3 separate regions of the Homo sapiens genome follow, and regions 1 and 2 are each linked to region 3. A link is a loop called in an ENCODE intact Hi-C map of the cell type or tissue named here. Cell type or tissue: dorsolateral prefrontal cortex. All regions are shown on one strand.

Evidence for each region. A loop is a pair of places that touch in the nucleus more often than their neighbours do. Peaks named below come from ENCODE experiments on the same cell type or tissue, not always from the same donor. Only the 100,000 strongest peaks of a DNase experiment are listed, where the experiment ranks them.
Region 1: it touches region 3 in a loop (3-fold over the local background); 3 of 110 quality-filtered maps call a loop at or near these places.
Region 2: a loop joins it to region 3, with 18 times the contacts of the local background. A loop is called at or near these places in 6 of 110 quality-filtered maps.

What each region holds. Positions count from the first base shown.
Region 1 is chr2:210,444,303-210,446,802 of GRCh38, reverse strand. All of the region lies in intron 4 of LANCL1 (LanC like glutathione S-transferase 1), which reads left to right. The region is part of intron 2 of LANCL1-AS1 (LANCL1 antisense RNA 1); the gene reads right to left. Among named protein-coding and RNA genes, the nearest start is that of LANCL1, 31 kb to the left of the region's middle. In dorsolateral prefrontal cortex, CTCF peaks have their summits at 1,299 and 1,502 (motif pointing left); no DNase peak of the experiment used is centred here; H3K27ac peaks cover 1,249 bases.
Region 2 is chr2:211,034,301-211,036,800 of GRCh38, reverse strand. All of the region lies in intron 2 of LOC107985978 (a long non-coding RNA gene), which reads right to left. Among named protein-coding and RNA genes, the nearest start is that of CPS1-IT1, 420 kb to the right of the region's middle. In dorsolateral prefrontal cortex, a CTCF peak has its summit at 1,053 (motif pointing right); no DNase peak of the experiment used is centred here.
Region 3 is chr2:210,501,689-210,504,188 of GRCh38, reverse strand. It overlaps a transcript of CPS1 not described here. Among named protein-coding and RNA genes, the nearest start is that of LANCL1, 26 kb to the right of the region's middle. In dorsolateral prefrontal cortex, CTCF peaks have their summits at 786 and 987 (motif pointing left); DNase peaks (open chromatin) are centred at 98 and 978; H3K4me3 peaks cover 1,147 bases; H3K27ac peaks cover 2,500 bases.

The DNA of each region.
Region 1 (2,500 bases), 57 kb after region 3:
TAACCTTGTCTTCATGCTTTATTTCATCAAATTGATCTTCAATCTCTGATATCCTTTCTTCTGCTTGATCAATTTGGCCATTGATACTTGTGTATGCTTCACAAAGCTCTCATGCTGTGTTTTTCAGCTCCATCAGGTCGTTTATGTTCTTCTCAAAACTGGTTATTCTAGTTAGCAATTCCTCTAAGCTTTTTTCAAGGGTCTTAACTTCCATGCATTTGGTTAGAACATGCTCCTTTAGCTCAGGGGAGTTTGTTATTACCCACCTTCTGAAGCCTACTTCCGTCAATTTGTCAAATTCATTCTCCACCCAGTTTTGTTCCCTTGCTGGCAAGGAGTTGTGATCCTTTGGAGAAGAAGCAGCATTCTGGTTTTTGGAATTTTCAGCCTTTTTGCACTGGTTTCTCCCATCTTCGTGGATTTATCTACCTTTGGTCTTTGACGTTGGTGACCTTCAGATGGGGTTTCTGAGTGGATGTCCTTTTTGTTGATATTGATCACCAGTGGCGCCTCCAGAACAGCAAAGATAGCTGCCTGTTTCTTCCTTTGGAAGCTTTGTCCCAGAGGGCACCCGCCAGATGCCAGCCGGAGCTCTCTTGTATGAGGTGTCTGTCGACCCCTGCTGGGAGGTGTCTCCCAGTCAGGAAGCACAGGGGGGCAGGGACTCACTTGAGGAGACAGTCTTTCCCTCAGCAGAGCTCGAGCACTGTGCTGGGAGATCCACTGCTCTCTTCAGAGCCGGCACGCAGGAATGTTTAAGTCTGCTGAAGTTGTGCCCACAGCCACCCCTTCCCCCAGGTGCTCTGTCCTAGGGAGATAGGGGTTTTATCTGTAATTCCCTGACTGGGGCTGCTGCCTTTTTTTCAGAAATGCCCTGCCCAGACACTGGACATCTGTTTTTAAAGTTACAAACCTTTTGATAATACAAGGCCAAAAACTCTCCCCAGTAACACCCTGAGGAAGTACTGTGAGGAGAGGAACAGAACTATCCTGTTTGTGTGTCTTCATTCTTCTTTCAGTGACATTTCAGTGACTTGGCTATCTCTTCTAAAGATGGGTTGCATTAATATCAACATATCAAAACAAATAAATGAAGCTGCAACAAAGTGCTTGTTAGTTTGAGAGTTTCTGAAAACACATAAAATAACCATTATGATTTATCAGTGATATCATTTCTTTATTTTTATATCTTAATATAAATATTTTATTTTTAGTCTTATATCTTGAGAATATAGCATGTACAACTTGCAGTTAAGTCCTAGTAATCATCGAACCCAACTAATGAATTTTAGTGATTTGAATTCAAATCCAGAAAAAAAGGGATATGCTTCCTTTATTACCCTAAACTGTATTGTTTTAATAAGATGCTCTGAGCAATACTGTATTTTAGATAAATATTTGAAAGGTATTTGCTACCTACTTTGAATGTTGCAAATGCAAATGTGTTTGGCTGCAAAGTAAATGGAATGCTAATTATATATTGCCACCTAGTGGTAATGTATGTCCTAACATCAGCAAAAAAGGAATGGAGTTAATGCCGTGGTTCAAATATTTTATTTCAGTTGGAATATCATTGGAATCAATGCAGTAATTCGGTGTAATACTTCCATAGAACAGTATGTGTTTAAAAAAAATTACAGTAATTTTTTTTCATAGTTCTTTCAATCTTTGCAAAAGTAAGTCAAAAGTACTTTATATTGAACTTCTATATAATTTGACACATTTATATTAAAAATAGGTTCATATCAAAACTTGAGATATTCATTGTTTACTGTAACAGTTGAATTTGTATCTAATAAACACATTTTGTTTTCTTATGGCCCCAACGTTACTGAGCTCCCAGTTCTGGAATGAGAAAAAAAATTCTTAATAAATGTTTTTATTAAAAATTTAAAATTCGTATTCAAAAATTAAAAATTACTTTTAAAAATTAAGGGAGTGTGTGTGTGTAGATATATATGGTATCGAAGTAGAAAACAAAATGGCCCATAATTCTATCCATAAGCCCTATTGTTTTAAAAAAGGTCAAAGTATACAAGAAAATGTATTAGAAGAAAAAGGAAAGAAACCTCTAGCCAAGTTTCTTGGTTATCTATTTCTCAGTATATCTCTTCCTAAGATAACCACTGTTTCACTATGAATTGTTGCCTATATTTGTAGAAGAAAAAAATGGATGAGCCAGCATTTGCATATTTAACTAATTTGAGTTGCCTCAATTTGATGAGGAAATAATATGAAAAAGTTTAAACTGTTTCACTAACTGCAACTAGCCATGCTTTTTCAACCCCCACTTTCCTGCAGTTCCCTTAAAGACTCCTTCATAAGTTTCTCTCAGTCTTTCTTTCATAACTGTCAGCCACTTTCACTCACTAAAATCATCTCATTCTGCTTATTTAAAACCTATCCTCTTCATTTTAAATGTTTTCTCCCCCCTCACCACAAGCGTGTGGAAGTAGTGGAGAGGGAGATGGGAGAGGAAGATTGTTCTCTTTCATATCTG
Region 2 (2,500 bases), 530 kb before region 3:
TTCTTCTCATAAGGTTAAGTTCAGTTCAAACTATTTATATAAGCCAAGTCAGTATTTCATTGTCCAGCTTTTGCCTATAAAATCGACCTGTGTGAGTCCCTTTTGTAATGCATGTCAGAAGAAAAATACTATGCCCAAGTTGTTACTTTCAATAAGCACACTGTTTAAAAAACATCTTCATTTTGCTTTGCAAAACTTCAGTTTGTATTTAAGGTATTTCTATTTGAAGGAAGAATTACCATATTAACATGTACTTATTTGAGCCTAAAACTCCCTTGAGTATTGTCTATCCCTCTACCCTCCACATCTTGGTAAAGCCATTGCCTGGACTGTGCAATGGACACCAAGAGGATTGATTGCCGTAGATGTTGCCTACTCCCTTCTCTTTCTACCCTTACCCCCAAGCCCTCCCTCACCCCCACCCACTGCTGCCAGATTTTTTTTTTTTTTTTTTGAGATGGAGTTTTGCCATTGCCCAGGATGAAGTGCAGTGGCACCATCTCGGCTCACTGCAACCTTTGTCTCCCAGGTTCAAGCGATTCTCCTGCCTCACCCTCCCGAATAGCTGGGATTACAGGCCCGCTACCAAAATTACCAATTACCTGGCTAATTTTGTATTTTTAGTGGGGATGGGGTTTCACCATTTTGACCAGGCCGGTCTCAAACTCCTGATCTCAAATAATCCAACTGCCTCAGCCTCCCAAAGTGCTGGGATCACAGGCATTTGCCACTGCACTTGGCCAATCTTGAACCCAGTTCAAACCTTCTCATTGCTGTGGAGTTTTAAGACTCCTGATTCTTTTACCTCCCCTGCTGACACACACACATACACACACACTGCCTAAAGGATGGAGTAAAAACTTCTTAGCATGGCACAAAATGTACTTTTCGCCACATTTCCTATCACTACCTCAGAGACAAGTCTACGCTCAAACTGATCTGCTTATTCTTCCCCAAATACAGCTGGCATTTTCGTATCATGTCTTTATCTGTTTACATTTCCTGAAAGGTCCTTTTTAATTTATGCATAGCTTTCTCTCTGAAAGTTTCACAACCACCAGGAGGCAGTATAGTGTGCCCTTTCCTATCATCTCTAATTGCATTTGCTGATACATGATTGCATTGGTCATAGATGTTTTTATATCAAAACATTTGTTGCATCTCCCTGATGAGATGGTTCTGGAAAGACTTCCTATTCTAGTGATGACAGGTTGGGCCATGAGATCTGCTTCATCTAACAAAATGAAACTGGCATGGGCACTTAACACTTCCAATCAGAAGATCTGGCAGAAGGCAAAGGTATTTTTCTAGTTCTCAATTTCCCCATCAGTAACATAGGACAAATAATAAAATAAAACTGAAGGGCTTGACATAGTTCTTAGAATGTTGTAGATGCTTAGTAAGCTTTTAAGTATTTTGTTAACTTGTAAGAATAATCATTTTCCAAGTTTATTAGAACACAAAAGAATAAGAGCATTATATTCAAAGATTAAGTAGAGTAATAATTCTGTGTGACTATTATTTTCAAAGCAAATTTAGTGCTTCTAATAATTTTTAGTTAGGTGATCTCATCAGACTTTATAGGAAAATTGGCAGGAAGAATAGTGGACTGGATCTCTAATAAAATAAATTCTGTAAAATAGCAGCACAGAAAAATTGAATTCTTCCCTAACACTGCACTTGTATTCTATATGTGAGGATATATGAGATGGGCCATCCTTGAGAGACAACACAATCTGGTTGGCATTTACCTTTACATTAGTTAGTGATATTCATTCACTAAATGCTAACTTTTAAGGTTGAAAAAGGAGACCAAGCCAAGTTGATCAGCTCTGAAATCCACTATTCAAAATAATTTTCAGCTTTAAGACTGGCAGTGTGTTCACATAATGATTTCATGTGCATTCAACATCTTCCAGAGAGCATGCATTATCTAATCTTCGTAGAGCCAAACAATGATGAAAAGGAGATAAAAAAACATAAACTTCTTTGGCTCTATAATAGAATTCATCACCTGAACCAAGGTCATGCTAAGCAAGAACAATCCTTGTCCAGAAAACAATAAAGCCAACTTATGAAAAATGTTCTTGAGTTCCAGCATACGATGAACTGTAAATCACTATTTATGAAGTATCCAATTTACACTGGTATTCTATATGATGGTCATAGTCAATAATAAATAAAATAGTTTGAGAAAACTCATTTAAGTTTTTAGCACTAAGACACATAATTCCTATTTTAAAATGGAAGAGTCATTGATGGAGTTTTTATATATGTAACTCATTTACAAGATGCATATACATATTTTTGTTTTGTCATATAATAAATTGAAATTTCATGCCATCAAACGTGTTTAGAACTGATTGGAACCTGGATTCAAAAATTTTGGGTGAAATTAGTTTTTCTCCAAATAGAATGAAAATGCTTACTGGTTATAACAATAAATTTACTGAAAAATCTATTAATCTATACTCCAAATTCAATAGAGCATACTGCAATT
Region 3 (2,500 bases):
CCTTGTTCCACTGTTTCAGGCAGTGACCCATCAGTATATGTCACTCAGGGAAAAAGAAAGCACAGTGGTATATCCTGGCACCAAAAGCGCAGCATCTCCCTGAACAACAAGCAGCTGGGCTGGGACAAAGCCAGGGAAGGAATGCAATCTCTTTGAAAAAAAAAATCACAACACATCTTCCTATTCTGACAGCCCAGGGGAAAGAGGCAGCTTTATGGAATAAAGCAGCAATGTGCTATGTGGTCTTCCAGTGAAAAGCATCAGAGAAGCACACCCTATTATTGTGCAAAAACCCCTACTTGTATGTACACTAAGAGCTTTGGCCGTCACCCGAATTGTGCTGTAAAGAGGAAAGGATTTTGACTGTTTTTCCCTGATACGGCATAAAATTCTTTCTTCCTGGATTTGGCGGGTGCTACCACAGCTGCTATGAACAAACAACATTGCAGAGGAAGTCTCCTGAATAAGAATTTTTCCATTGTAACCTGAATGTGTTCACCCTTCTAAGAATATTGTGTAGGTATCGTTTTTGGATTCCTAAAATTTTTATCTACGACAAAGGTGGCAAACTAAGATTTAATCCACCTGTAAATTCATCATAACCAGTTTACAAACAGTGGTTACAGACAGAAACCAAGAAAAGGGAAAAGATAAAGGTAAAAAGAGGCCACCAACAAAGAGTAAGAGAGAGAAAGACACAGAGAAGGGGAGAACACACACCTGCTGGAAATAATAAGAAAAATGTGAACTAATATTTATGCCGGGGGTTTTACTTTCTCCCTTCAGACGATAGAACGTTTATTTAATGAGTCTCTCTCTATCAACTTGTCAAGCAAAACAGCTCTACCTTCTGGGCCTCGAGCTTTGGGAAAGGAGCTAAAATGTCATTCCCCCACGAAGCTTCTTAAGCTGAGTGTCTCAAGTATATTGCACAGGGAAAATGAAAATCCCAAATAACCAGAATCTCCTCCGTCCCAAGAATTGCCTGCGCCATCTAGTGGCAGCATGTGACATAACCTTGAAGAGGTTACCAGTGGAATCTCTAGAGCTTCTCACTTTTTCTGTAGAGTTAGGAAGAGTTAAATTATCCACCTAGTCACAGGATGTCAGTGCTGGAGATACCTTAGCAAAGCCAATGATCTCAATTCTGCCTGCACAAGAGAACCATATACAGAACTTTTAAAAATTAGGTCAGTGCCTGGGTCTTCTGCCAAATAAAAGGAATCAGAATGTCTATGACAAGGGCCAAAGAAATTGGGATTTTTAAAAAGCTCTTCAGTCAATTAAGGTGAATCAAGCCTTGAGAAACACTGAGCTAATTCAACCCTTCCTTATTTTAAAATGTAAAGAGGAGGGACAAGTTACCCTTTTTGTTGCATTACTGGGAGAACAGAGATAGGAACTGAACCCCTCACTCAAATTTTGATATCTTATTAGAGCAATGTGAAAGTCACGAGACTATGAAGGGTCAGGGCAGGATGGAGGCAAGAAGCACCACTCAGACCCAGGAACTATGACTTCCCTTTAGAGTGGAGTTGTTTTGCTCTTTGCTTTTTTCTCTCTCCTGTCCTGAAATCCACTCCAAAATTGTTCAAACTAAATTAACATATGCAAGCAGCATTTATTTGAAAAGATGCTTTTTAACATTATATGTATATATGTGTGTATATATATATAAAAAATATATCTCTATATTTATATCTCTTTTATATATAAATATATATATCTATATGTATCTCATAGATATCTCTATATCTCTCTTTTATATATATATTATATATATATAAAATATACATATATATAAAAAAATATATATATATAGAGAGAGAGAGATTATTTTTTCCCAAGATGGTGGATTAGAAGCTTTCAGTGTGCCTCGACCACTTGGAAATAGCAAGATATTGCACAAAGATCAACTCTGTGAGCATTAATTCGAGAAGGAAAATTGGTAATATGGTTTGGCTTTGTGTCCCCACTCAAATCTCACCTTGAGTTGTGATAATCTCCACGTGTCAAGGGTGGGACCAGGTGGAAATAATTGAATCATGGGGGCAGTTTCCCCCATGCTGTTCTCATGATGGTGAGTGGGTTCTCACAAGATCTGATGGCTATATAAAGGGCTTTCCCCACTTCTCGGCACTCATTTTCTCTCCTGCCACCCTGTGAGGAGGTGCCTCCTGCCATAATTGCAAGTTTCTTGAGGGCTCTCCAGCCATGTGGAACTGTGAGTCAATTAAACCTTTTTCCCTTATAAATTACACAGTTTCAGGAATTTTTTCATCACAGCCTGAAAACAGACTAATACAGTAACTTGGTACTGGGTAATGGGAGGCTGCTGTAAAGATAGCTGAAAATGTGGAGATGACTTTAGAAGTGGGTAACAGGCAGAGGTTGGAACAGTTTGGAGGGCTCAGAAGAAGACAGGAAGATGTGAGAAAGTTTGGAACTTCCTAGAGACTTGTCTAATGGTTTTGACTAAAATGCTGACAGAGATATGGAC